Regions from separate parts of the Homo sapiens genome. Here region 1 is linked to region 2. Evidence: chromatin contacts called from ENCODE Hi-C data. All regions are on one chromosome and are shown on one strand. The core of a region is the stretch at or near the end of the contact, and the rest is flanking DNA. Distances in the headings are between cores, read along the strand shown. Region 1 holds the start of SFTPA1 (surfactant protein A1). Region 2 holds the start of PPIF (peptidylprolyl isomerase F).

Region 1 (6,218 bases), core at 18-2,517, 260 kb before region 2:
ATCACTCCGTGGGCACTATGAGGACAGACTCTCCAGGATGCGCCATCATAAGGGCCCCAGGAACCCACCAGCCCTGCAGACTGAAGTCCCACCCAGCTTACTATAGCCCCCAGCTCACTATGGCCCACAGCCTAGGGGCCTGGACAGATGGGCCTCCTGAAAAGGGGTCTGTGTCCCTCAGCTGAGGGTGGGGTCTGCAGCACAGTACCTGGAGGGCCAGGGTCTCCTTTGAGACCATCTCTCCCGTCCCTGCCTGGCAGGCCGTGGGATCCAGGAGTGCCGGGGATACCAGGGCTTCCAACACAAACGTCCTTCACTTCGCACACAGCACCAGAGGCTGCCATCAAGATGAGGTTGAGGGCCAGAGGGCACAGCCACATGGCTCTGGGTCCAGTCGCTGCTCCTGCAGGAGGGATGGCCGTGAGCCCATCTGCCACCTCTGCCAACATCTCCCCCACTGTGCTCTGTCAGGACTCAGGAAGCTGGGCAGAGCCCGAGAGGCAGGGCGGGCGAGACCAGAGTGCTGGGAAGACCCGAAGCTCCCGGGAAAATTCCCAGCATCACCTGGCACCTGGCATGGCCTCATGCTTCAGGCCTCCGGCTGGAGGTTGTGGGGTCTCCAGGCTGCTGAGGAGGAGGAAGAGTAAGGAGCTCTGGGGAGCCCGGGGACCTGGGCTCCAGTGCAGTCTCCTTTCTTTCAGTGCCTCACTATGTTACCCTGGGAAACTGGCTTCACCTCTCTGACTTCAGCTGAATCTTCCGTGCTCTGCAGAAAACCTGCCCTGTCCCTCCCAGGCTATTAGTCAGGTCACTCACTCACTGACTCACACCATCTGTCCTCATCCCTGCTGTGTTACTTTCTTTTCAGGCTCCAAGAAATCAGCGACCTGAGAATGAAAAAAGATGAACGGGGCCCGCAGCCTGGCCCCCCTCAAGGTGGTCAGTCATGGAGTCCCCTTTCTTTTTGGGGTCTGTTCTCTCACTGCCCCTCCTGTAGGCCCTGCTGAACCCTGTAGGGATGGATCTGGCCAAAGAAAATAACAAACATGAGGATCTTTGCAGGTCACCTATGTTGACTGTGCTGTGAAACACCTCCCAGTGGAAAATGGGGAGTTGCCCTCCTTCCCAGCCTGGGCTTTGGTCAGGCCTGTGGCTGCTGGGCTGGTCCTCTCTGCCTGCGATCCTCAAGCTGGAGAACACCTAGGGGATGGGGCTAAACTCACCCACACACAGAGCCTCCAGCTGCTTGGGTCTCTGCCTCCAAGTCAGAGGGTAAGGTAGACGCAGCATTTATAGATGTGGGGGCTGCCAGGCTTCCTCCTCACCCCTGAGAGCCCTACCACAAAACCTGTGCTCCAGGCAGGAAATGGGCATAGTGTTTACACAGCATGTTTCCCCAAGAGCACTCAGGCTGGAGGATCTCAAAGGACCCTTGAGGGGAGCACAGAACCTGCGAAAGAGGAACTCCAGGTCTGTAAGAAGAGAAATCCCCCCCTTGGCTGAGGTCACCCACCCTGCCCCTAGCAAGCTCCTTAGCAGTGAAAGCCGAGAGCCCTTACACAGGCACTAAGGAAGCCCCACTGGGTTCCTGGTTTAGATTCAGACAATGAAGAACTCACTGCTCCAGCTGAGATTGGTCAGGTTGATCCAGGCCAACTTGTCTGTCCTGCGACCTGGCTCAGCCATGAGCCCCAGGCCCCCCCACCAGCCTGTGTCCCTGGAGCCTGCAGCTGAGTTGGTGGGCACATGGGCAGAGTGGCAGGCAAATATGCTGCACGTTCCACTTCCCTCTGCCCTAGCAGGTTCAGCTGGAGGAGTCAGGGCAGCACCTGGAAGGTCACGGGAGAGCTGCAGTTTCTGTCTTTGGTAGAACATCACTTTGGGTGATGTCTGGCAACCTGCAATGGTGATTATGCTAAGTGTCCCAGTGATATATGAAGCCCTAGTTGTTGAGGTCCTGGTTTGAGCATCTGGATTAGGAGGGAATCTCCAACTGTGGAGGTGGTAATGATGGGAACCAAGACAGGAAAATCTCCCCTGGCTTATTTGGAATTGGTTTGAAAAATCCCAAACCATTGAGGAGTCTGGAGCTCTTCCAGGGAGCGGAAGCTCAGCCAATGGACCCCACTCCCAGAAGCAGGAAGCTGGGCAGTGCCAATTTGTAGCATGGAGTCTTTCAGCTGCCCCAGTGCTGTCTGCCACACCATGTGGTGGGTGCTGGGCCAGGTGTGGAATGGGGGAGTCAGGCCAGTGCAGGGTGGGGGCAGGTGGGGCGCAGCTCCAGCAACTTGGCTGTGGGGAGGCAGGGCTGTTTTGCAGGTGATGAGCAGGAACAGAGGCCAACTCAGATGTGCAGGGCCTTGTGGTTGGCAGGGCAGGGCGTGACTTTAGGGGAAAGGCACACCTGAGTTTTCACCCAGAGCTGTCACTTATTACCCATGTGGACTCAGTCAGGTTATGTAACATTTTGAGGCTCAGTTTCCTTTTTGTTTTTATTATCTTGAAACATCAAATTTACAGAAGAATTGCAGGCACGGTACAAATATGTTTCCCTGAACCTATGAAAGTAGGTTGTCAGCATGAAACCCCAACACCCCAATACTTTAATGTGTTTTTCATGCAAAGGCATTTTCGCATTATAACCATAATCAAGAAATTAACATGGATATAATAACTCCAAATAGCCTTCAGGCCCTATGCAAAATGTACCCAATGCCCCAATAGTGTCCTTTATAGCAAAGGATCCATTTCTGAGCCATGTGCCGTATTCGGTTGTCACGCTTCTCCAGGGTCCTGAAACCCACAAAGGCCCTCTGTCTTCCCTTCACCTTCATGACCTGAACACAGTGTGAAGATCACAGGAGAGTTACTGTGTAGAATGCCCCTCACTTTTTTTTTTTTTTTTTTAATGTATTGGCTCATGATTAGATTCAGGTTCTGTAACTTCAGCAGAAATGCGATAGACATCCTGCTGCGCTCTTCTCCCATTCTACCGGGCGGCATGTGACTTTAGTTTGCCCCAAGATTGATGATGTTCTTGTTGATCATTGAATTAAGGTGGTGGGTGTCACGCTTCACTACCATAAATACATTCTTTTTCTGGTTTTAATCAGTGACTATGTTATGAGGACGCACTTTGGGGCTATTGTAAAGATCCCATTCCTCATCACACTGTCTCTGTTGCCCATTGATTGATTTGTAGCAATGTGGACTCGTTCGTGAGGCCTACCACTGACCACCAGGGGGTGCCGAGCACCCACCTGCGGGCTGCAGGGGGCACTACGTGTGTTTGATGTTGAAACAGTTACAGTTTGCCAGCACATGGCACCAGTGAATCTAAAGAATGTCGTTAAGAAGATGGTTCTCCCAACACAAATTTGTCACTCTTAGCTCTAAGAATTGCTGTAGTTCCTGCTGAGTTCCGAGTGCCCACACCAGGCCACTCAGCTGTGTCCACAGCCTCCTCCCCCTGCTTAGGCTCCACTGCCCCCGCCGGTCCAGTCCGCTCTCCTTCAGTATCTTTCTCGTTCTCCTCGGGGCCTCACCCTCCACGTTGGGCTTCTTCCCTCTGCAGGGATATCCTCTTCACACTGCCAGTCCTTGGGCGCCCATGCCAAGCCACCTCAGAGTCCACAGTCTTGCTTTCTCTCTCCATCACACCCTGAGTTTTCACTAAAGAAGGAAGGGAATGAGGCATGCCTCTATTCTCTGTCTTTCAGAATAGGCAACCATCTCTCTTCACCACTCCCAGCTTATACCCCTCTGGAGTGTATCCAGAACCAATGGGACTGCTTTGATCCTCTTAATCTGGAAGAAAAATGCCTCATAGCCCTCTGCACAAAGGTTTGGCCAAATTATGAAGGACCGGGTGGACCTCAGGAATGAACCTTTCATTTCGATAGTATCCGGTGATCAGGCCTTTTCTGTATACATGAAGACAAATGGTCTGAGGTCCCATATGTGCAGGTTTTCTATACCTTGCAAGGCAATCCAGACCTTTGCTGACAGTGTAGGATTGATACAGCCCTCCTGCTTGCCATCTCAGGGAGGACTGCAAGGGGCAAGCCTAGGAAACTAAAGATATGAATCCCAGAGGCACCCCAAGCAGAGAAGCCAGCCCCCTCCAGCTCTTCCCCTCTGGGTCTACCTCGACCTCCCTATTCAGCTTCAGCCTCTCACTTGCCCCCTCCTAAAAATCCTCACCCTAGACAAGCCCCAACCTCACTCTTGCCCCTTCAACCAATGCCTGGTGAATTTGGGCCCAGTAAGGTCCAGTTCCCCTCCTCCCTACAGGACTTAAAGTGAATTAAGGGGGATCTTGGGAACTTTTCAGATGACCCCGACAGATATATAGAGGCTTTCCAGAATTTCACCCAAATATTTGATCTCTCCTGGAGAGACATTATGTTGCTTTTGAACCAGACCTTGACAGACACTGAGAAGCAGGCTGCTCTGCAAGCAGCAGAGAGATTTGGGGATGAGCTTAGTATCACATATAGTGTCAGGGAAGGGGGCAAACATTATCCAACTGGGAGAGAAGCAGTATCAATGGATTACCCTAAATAGGATTCCAATGACAAGATGGAAGCCTGGAAGAGGAGGCACTTTCAGGTGTGCATAATGGAGGGCTTATGTAAGACCAGGACCAAGCCTCTCAATTATACTAAATCATCCATGATTGACCAGGGATTTGATGAAAATCCCACTGCCTTCCTGGAAAGGCCAAGGGAGGCCTTAGTAAAGCACACCTGTCTATCCCCTGATTCAGCTGAGGGACAACCAATCCTAAAGCATAAATTTACTACTCAGGCAGCCCCTGATATCAGGAGGAAGCTACAAAACAGGCTCTGGGACAAGAGAGTACTTTAGAGAACCTTCTGAAAGTACCCACCTTGGTTTTTTATAATAGAGATAGGTAGGCACAAGAGAGAGAGGAAATACAGGAAAGAGACAGAGACTTTAATGGCCAGCAGACAAGCCCACAAACCCCAGAATTCCCAGGGTGCACCTGTCAATTGCTACAGATGTGGCAAATCAGGGCATTTCAAGAATTTCTCAGACAGCATGAGGAAGCTACCTCAACCCTGTCCAATCTGCAGTGGGGACCACTGGAGGGTGGACTGTTCCTGGGCATGCTGGTCACCAGGTCCAGAGCCAGTCTTCCAAATGGTCCAGCAGCAGGACTGACAGGTCCCAGGGCTCCTCTCCTGGCTCCTGTAGTCCAGACCACCATTATCATCAAGGTGCCCTGGGTAATCATGGAAATCGAAGAGAGGAAAGTGGACCTCCTTTTGGACACTGGGACTGGTCTCTCAGTTCTCCTCTTGAATCCAGGCCCCCTCTCCTCTCTTAGCATGACTGTGAGGGACATCTCAGGAAGGTCTTTAACCCGATATTTTTTCCAACCCCTTAGCTGTACCTGGGGTTGTTCACCAAAGCTTTTCTAATTATGCCTGAAAGCCCAACTCCTCTGTTGGGTAGGGATATTCCGGCCCATGTGGGGACCATCATTCTGATGGCCCCTAGGGAAACTCTTTGTCTCATCCTAGTAGAGACCAATATTAACCCAGAAGTTTGGGCAACTCTAGGGAAGATTGTCAGAGCCACAACTACCATACCAGTCTGGGTCCATCTTAAGGATCCCACCTCCTTTCCTAACCAGAAACAATATCCCCTGAAACTAGAGGTTAGGAAAGGACTAGAAGCCATCATTGATAACTTGAAGATGGAGGGCCCACTCAAACCCTGCAATAGCCCTTGTAATACCCCAATATTGGGGGTACAAAAACCCAACTAGAAATGGAGGCTAGTTCAGAACCACCTCCTTGTTAATGAGGCTGTGGTTCCAATACATTCAATGATTCCCAATCCGTATACCCTGCTAGCTCAAATACCTGAGGGAACTAAATGGTTCCTGGACCTAAAGGATGCCTTCTTCTGCATACCATTATACCACAACTCCCAGTATTTGTTTGAATTTGAGGATCCCTCTAACCAAACCACCCTGTTAACCTGGACAATGTTACCTCAGGGATTCCAAGACAGCTCCCACTTGTTTGGGCAGGCATTATGGAGAGATCTCTCCAAGTTCCTTTATCCTCAGGTCAAAGTTTTGCAATACATGGAGGACCTTCTCTTTTGCACTCCAACTGAGGAAATCTCTCAGAAGGGCAGTAAGGCTCCTCTTAATTTTCTTGCTAACAGAGGATATAATGTTT
Region 2 (6,174 bases), core at 2,286-4,785:
AGACCCAGGACAGAGTCTGCCCAAGGCTGACATCTTTCCTCAGGCCTCAGCTAAGGCCCAGGCAGCCGTGGCCAAACCTGCATGGGGCACCCATGGCCAGAAGAGCCTGGTAGCAGCCCCTATGCCTAGCGCTGCCCAGCCCAGGCCATGGCTGGCTGCTGTTTTCCTGAGATGGGATCCGTGGGTAAGAGAGGGGAACTGACCAGCCCAGCTGAAGCATCCACAGGTGTCAATTAGGTGCTCCCTAATTGATATCCCTCCCAACGGATGACTCAGGACTCTGGTCTGGACTCCCGGTGCCACCGCCTTGTGCCAGGGAGCCCTCCCGCGCTGGAGTTCCCACCCTGGCTCAGGACTTCCACCTCAGCTCCTACTTTACCATCAGCCTTAGGGCTGGGCCAGGCCTGCCGTCCCTGTGTTCACCCCGTATCCAGGCTTCGCCGCACATAGACGTCCAGTCCCAACCCGCTGCCACTTACCACGGTACGATGACGGCCACTGGGTCAGGGTGGAGGGAATGGGGAGAGAATTCCAGGCAGGAAGGTCTTCAAAGAGGTCATGACAGCCATGCCCCTGCCTCCAGGCTCTGCCTGCCCAGGACACCCAATCCCTGATCTTGAAGGTCTGTGCTAATAGAAGACCAGCCCCAACACCACCTGGGTCCTGACCCACAGGAAGCTCCTGCTACAACACCTACCCCCAAACCTCTGACACAGCAATACCAATGCTTGTGAAAACTGAGCATGACACATGACCGAAAAACATTCATTTCACCGAGAATAATGCCTTTCTCTGGGAAGGGAAGCCCCAAGTCCTGGCGTGTGTGTTCCTGCCCTGGACCTGTCTTCCTCCTCCGCCTCCTCCACTTCTCTCTCTCCCTCTCTTATCTCCCACACCAGTGCTCAGGGGCACACAGGGGACAAGGTCAGAGACCACTGGAATATGCTGGCTCTTCAAAGTCTTCAAGGCCACCCCCAGCACATCCATCTCCCAACCCAGCTCTCTCTTGATAGACTCCACCTCCCAGTCCCCCGGGCAGGGCCTGCCACTGACCTGGAGTGGCAGCGGGTTGGGGCTGGGCTTCCATGTGCAGTGAAGCCTGGATACAGGGCTAATGCAGGGAGGGCAGCCTGGCTGACAGAGCAACTGCAGCTGCTCTGCTCAGCACCTTCCTCATACCAGGCATCTTCACACACCCACAAGGCAGCTCCTGCTCTCATCCCCCCTTACAGAAGAGGAAACTACATTACCTGGCACATGAAGGAAGGGATCACCCTGTGGAAGGTGGAGCCTTTGTAGCCGAAGCCCTTCTCACCAGTGCACAGGGCTCTGAAGTTCTCTGAGGGTCGAAGAGAAACACAGGTCAACAGGGCCAGGCCCCAATTCCAGGGTCATACCCGTTCCAGCCAAAATCCCTGCTACATCCCCAGCAGTGAACAGGGGGATAAAGACTCTGGCCCACCTCTTGGGTCTGCTCTGCCCAACTCGCTATGTAACTGGACAAGTCACTCCCCTTCCCTGTCCTCAGTACCTGAGCACTGTGACAAGAGTACAGGCTCATGGCTGTGCTGGCCAGCAGGGCACGGACTCAAGGGCTGTGTGCCCATCACCCTGCCTCACTGGGCACCAGGAGTGGGGAAGTCTCCGGGAAATTTACATGTGCCTTCCACTGGCTCTGAGGCTCCCAGCTACTATGAGAGAGGAGGGCAGAGCCAACGTTGAGGCCCAGAGAGGGATGGCAGGGCTGCCCCAGAGCACCCAATGGCTGAGCCACACATGGAGCTCCCATCTGTCAGGGGTCTCTGAGCCCCGACTCTTCTCATCACGCCACCCACCTTGCCCTGCCTGGCCCCCTTCCCTCTAGACCCATCTCAGAAGGCCCCAGGCCCTGTCTTACCAGCTGTCTTTGGGACGACATCTGCCTTCAGCTGTTGGGGGAGAAGAAGGACAAAAGAGGATGGTCATTGGAGAGGCAGGTGAAGGTGGGTGTCTCTCAGCACCCACCCACCCCCACAGTGGCCAAGGAGGCTAAGGAAGAAGCACGTGGACATTCCATTCCCATTATTGCCAACCCCCATGGGAGGCAGCTCTATCATTTCTGGGAGCCGTTTCCTGAACCCAAGGCTGGAGGAGGTGGCCTTGGTTTCCTAATCTGTCAGAAGAGATGACAATGCTATCTTGGCCTACTTCTGTGGACACAGCTGGCAGTGCTCCCACAGCTGGGCCCAAAGCATCAGAAATTCAGGGACAAGAGAGTGTGTCTAAGGTAGAAGCCAGACCAGCTCCTCCATTCGGGGTTGGGAAACTGAGGCCCAGGGAGAGGCATGAGGGTGTGGGGAGGGAAGGCTGAAGCCCCATCCCAGCCAGCCTCTACCCTCGAAGCTGCAAGACCCACCCTGGAACCAAATGGAAGCAGGAAGGGTGTCCCTATTTTCCAGAAGAAACTGAGAATGAAGAAGAAATACTAAGGGCTCCCTGGGATACGGGCCAGTCAACACAAACAGACCCCTGCTGTCAATGTGTGGCCGACCTGAAGGCTCCACTAGGGCTTTCCCTCTAAAGCTACCCTGGTGACTGTTTCTTACTTTGCTTTAGAAAAGACCCAAAAACAGAGTTAGGGGAGGTGCTCAGTGTGGCCCCCAAGGACAGTGGCAGGGGTTGAGGCGCCGGGCACACTGTCTCTGAGTGTGTCCCGACTCGCAGGAGGGGCATTCTGGGGTCCACCAGGTGGCCGGGGCCTGAGGCCTACTGGGCCCGCACTACTGCTGGAAACCACCTCTCGCTCCATTTCCCAGCACCCCCAGTGTGAGCCCGACCGCAGGGGCGGGGCCGGAGCCAGGAAGCGCTCCGTGTTGTGCAAGGGCCGCCACGTGAGCACCCGCTGGGCCACGACGCTCACCCCAAGACCCCCGACACCCACCTCGGAGCTCCGGATCTAGGCTCAGCCCCAGAAGGCTCCTGGAGCCCCTCCCTCGTGCCCGGGCCGGCCCAGAGGTGCTGAGCCCTCCCTCTCTGCGATCTGACCTTGAGCTTTCTCCTCCACACGTGCCCTCCCTCCCGTCTCCCCCGCTCCAGTGCTCCGAGGGAGGCCGGAAGAAATCATTCTGACGCCCATTCTCAGAAATGGGGAAACTGAGGCCCAGAGCTCGGCATGGGGAGGCCCAAGGTCACCCAGCGCGCCCGGCACCGCGCCGCCCGGGGCCCAGGGCTCTCCCCGGGCCCGTGTCCCGCGCCCAGGCCGGCCCTGCGAGCGGTCTCACCTCCAGCACCACGCGGCCGAGCGGCTTCCCGTTGGCGTCCACGTCCAGGTACACGAGCGGGTTCCCGGAGGAGGAGGAAGAGGACGGGTCGCCGGAGCCCTTGCTGCAGGCGCGGGCCGCGGGGAGGCGCAGCGGCACGGAGCGCGGGACGGAGAGCAGGCCGAGCCAGCGGGAGCCGCAGCGCAGCGCCAGCATCGCGGGCGCGGGTCGGGCGGGACACGGGCGGGGAGAACACAGAACTCAAACTGACGTCGCGCGCGCCCAGAAGGCCGAGTCCCGCGCAGCCGCGCGCCGCAGCCTTTATTGGCTTGCCCAGGTTCCCGGCCCTGCCCCCGTCCCGCCTCCTCCAGGCCTGTCCGTGGACTACCCCTGCCGGCCGCAGCGGGCAGCGCAGCCAGCCGGTGGGGCCGCGGAGCGTGAAGTGCTTTGAAACACTCCCGCCTCCAGGCCCAGAGACCCGGAGAACAGACACCTGGCAAAAGGTTGCTGGTTCCATGTTTATTAAGGTACCAGCAGATTTTTTTAAAAAAAGAAAAACTGCTAAAACGTAATTAATTCCAAAATATGAGCATCTATACGTTGCAATTTGAATATAATAGCAAAAGTCTACCTTTGAGCCCTTTGCAGGTAAGGCTCAGGCCAAATAAGCTTCCCTGCTGCCCTAGGTCCTGCAGTCTGAGAGGGTTAGAGAAAGGTGAGATGAGAGGCGGGATTAGTGAGCTAGAGGCGCAAGAGGGAGGAGATAAGCTGAGACACCTCCCATGATGCCCCCTAGCCTGCTTGTCCCGGCCTGGGCCTGTCTCTAGTTGTTTCTGGGGACCAGACCTGCTTCTAGCAAGACTGAAAACGCAGCCTGGGCTCATCATGCTCCTTTCAGGCCCCCAGCCCTCCCCAGGACTGGGTCTGATCCCTCCTCCTAGGACCCACACTGACAGCCCCGGGGCAGACTGCCAGCTGCCCCCTCCCATCAGCATGCACCCTGGGAGGGGACTCAGTGGGGAGACCCACAGCAGGAGCATTTAAACCCCACGTGCTGAAAGTGGGCTTCCCAGCAGCCAGAGCCACCCTCACTGCAAGGTGGTGGGAGGTCTGCAATAAATGGATGCCACGCAGGGACCTGAGAGAGCATCTGGCCCAACACTTGTACTGTCCCCAGGGGAAGCTGAGGCCTGGACACAGGAAGGCACTGGCTAGGGCTAGGGAGCCCTGGAGTATTGCTACCAGCTTGCACCAGTGCTCCAGGCCTCTCTGGGCCTCAGTTTCCCATCTGGAGGGTAAGGGTGCGATCATGCTCCTCATCCTGCTTTTTTCTCGTGTCTGTTCTTAGGATAAAATGAACGAGAGAGACATGGATTTGTCAACTAAGTACTGTGCCTGTGGGCATCTGTGATGGACAGAGTCTGGACTGTCTTTCTCACAGTTTGGGATTCAGAGAGCTGCGGTCTCAGTTAGAGGCCTGAGGGGTCAGAGAAAGGGGTGGGGCTGAGCCTTGGAGGCAGGTGGGCAGGAGTAGGGACCAGCTCTGGACTGACCTGCCCCAGATCCTGAATGGGCTCATGGGAACAGGTCAGGCAGCAAAATGCCAGCCAAGCAAATTCATGAGGTCAGAGCAGTGCCCTAGCTTCATAAGAATGCTAGCTTGGCCTCTGGAAGTTTGGCTAGCTTGGCTTCTGGAAGTTCATAGCCCCCTTCTCCGATTCCTGGCCTAGGAGGGGCCTAGGCACCCAGTGAAGCCCAGGTGGGATGCATTCCAGGTCCCAGCCCAGAATGGGGCCTCACTCTGCCCTGGGGAGCAGCCCCTCCTTTCTTATGATTGTGCCCTGAGGTGAGCAGGCCTGAGTGGGGAGCCCACTTGAGCCCTCAGCACATGTCCCAGACCTTCCTCTACCAGTGCATCCTGTGGATTTGAGAGTGGAGGAATCACGCCATGTGCCTTGTCATGAAGCTTCCTTAAGGCCCCAGGCTTCCCTGCGGCCAGTTCCAGGCCCTGAGCTCACAGGACCTTCAGCCACAGCAGGTAGCTCAGCGTACCCTGTTGTTTCTCAAGCCTGCTCCTGGGGGGACTCAGTTTATGCCCCATCCTGATGAAGCATGAGCATCCCCACCCCAGGGGAGTGCTGCCTTCATTCACTTGACCACTTCAGTTCTCAGAACCCTTTCCCAGCTGTGAACTCTGCCTGAGAGACAGCTCTGTTTTGCAGATGGGGAAGCCAGGCCCCAGGGGCTGGGGAGTGAATTGCCCAAGGGCAGGCTGTTGGAACTGGGACCAGTCTGTCTGACTTCACAATCAGGGTTATTGCATGTCAAACCCTTCTCACTCTCACCACGAAGCTGGTCCTTGGGACAGGGTGGGGAGGCAAGAGAGATAAGCCTGGGCAGACAACACAGTAAGATAGAAACGGTGGAGTTGGCCAGGGGGCTATGGAGCTCAGGGACTAGGGAGATGGTTTTAATAGTGAGCATGAGCTGAAAGGCCTGTGGGGACCCAATCACAGAGGGCTCTGAAGGCCTGGCTGAGGTCTGACATTGTTGGATAGCACTGGGGAGCCATGAATAGTGCAAAGACTCCATGCTGAGGACTCTGGACTGGGAACCAGCTTCTTTCATTCATGTTACTCCTTCCACTCTCTTTGGAAAATCAAACGTCATCACTACCTCCTAAGCCAGAGAAAAGCCTACCTTCCCCAAAGGCTTAGCTATGATGTCATCCCTTCCTGTTCTGTTCTCAGTGGTATCAGGAAGAAGGATAGTCTATAGGCTAAGCCATGAGCTGAACACATGCCCAGCCCTTGAGGGCTCCGGGCCCAGGTGACATCAGGCAGGTGTTAGCACTCACCTGGCTCTGAGGCTATTTATAGACTGTGTTATCCTCAGAAACAGCAGTGTTTCTCTCCACTCAGCTCACATGGTTTTT

The links. Hi-C counts contacts between places; a loop is a spot of excess contacts on that map. Pooled maps may share reads with other maps.
Region 1: a loop to region 2 is called in a pooled map, with 12 times the contacts of the local background. The contact joins the promoter of SFTPA1 here to the promoter of PPIF in region 2. A Hi-C loop is called at or near these places in 1 of 168 maps with a recorded cell type or tissue (psoas muscle) and 2 of 50 pooled maps.

Annotation. Positions count from the first base shown.
Region 1 is chr10:79,605,988-79,612,205 of GRCh38, reverse strand. It overlaps SFTPA1 (surfactant protein A1), which reads right to left and starts at 1,267. Exons shown (of 6, transcript NM_005411.5): 1 at 1,224-1,267; 2 at 817-887; 3 at 209-403. The coding sequence starts at 380.
Region 2 is chr10:79,344,830-79,351,003 of GRCh38, reverse strand. PPIF (peptidylprolyl isomerase F) reads right to left here and starts at 3,535. Exons shown (of 6, transcript NM_005729.4): 1 at 3,261-3,535; 2 at 1,898-1,928; 3 at 1,251-1,339. The coding sequence starts at 3,455. RefSeq lists an enhancer at 1,287-1,787, cis regulatory regions at 2,554-3,054, 2,737-3,237, 2,766-3,266, 3,269-3,791, 3,259-3,791 and 5 more and silencers at 3,102-3,331, 3,352-3,761.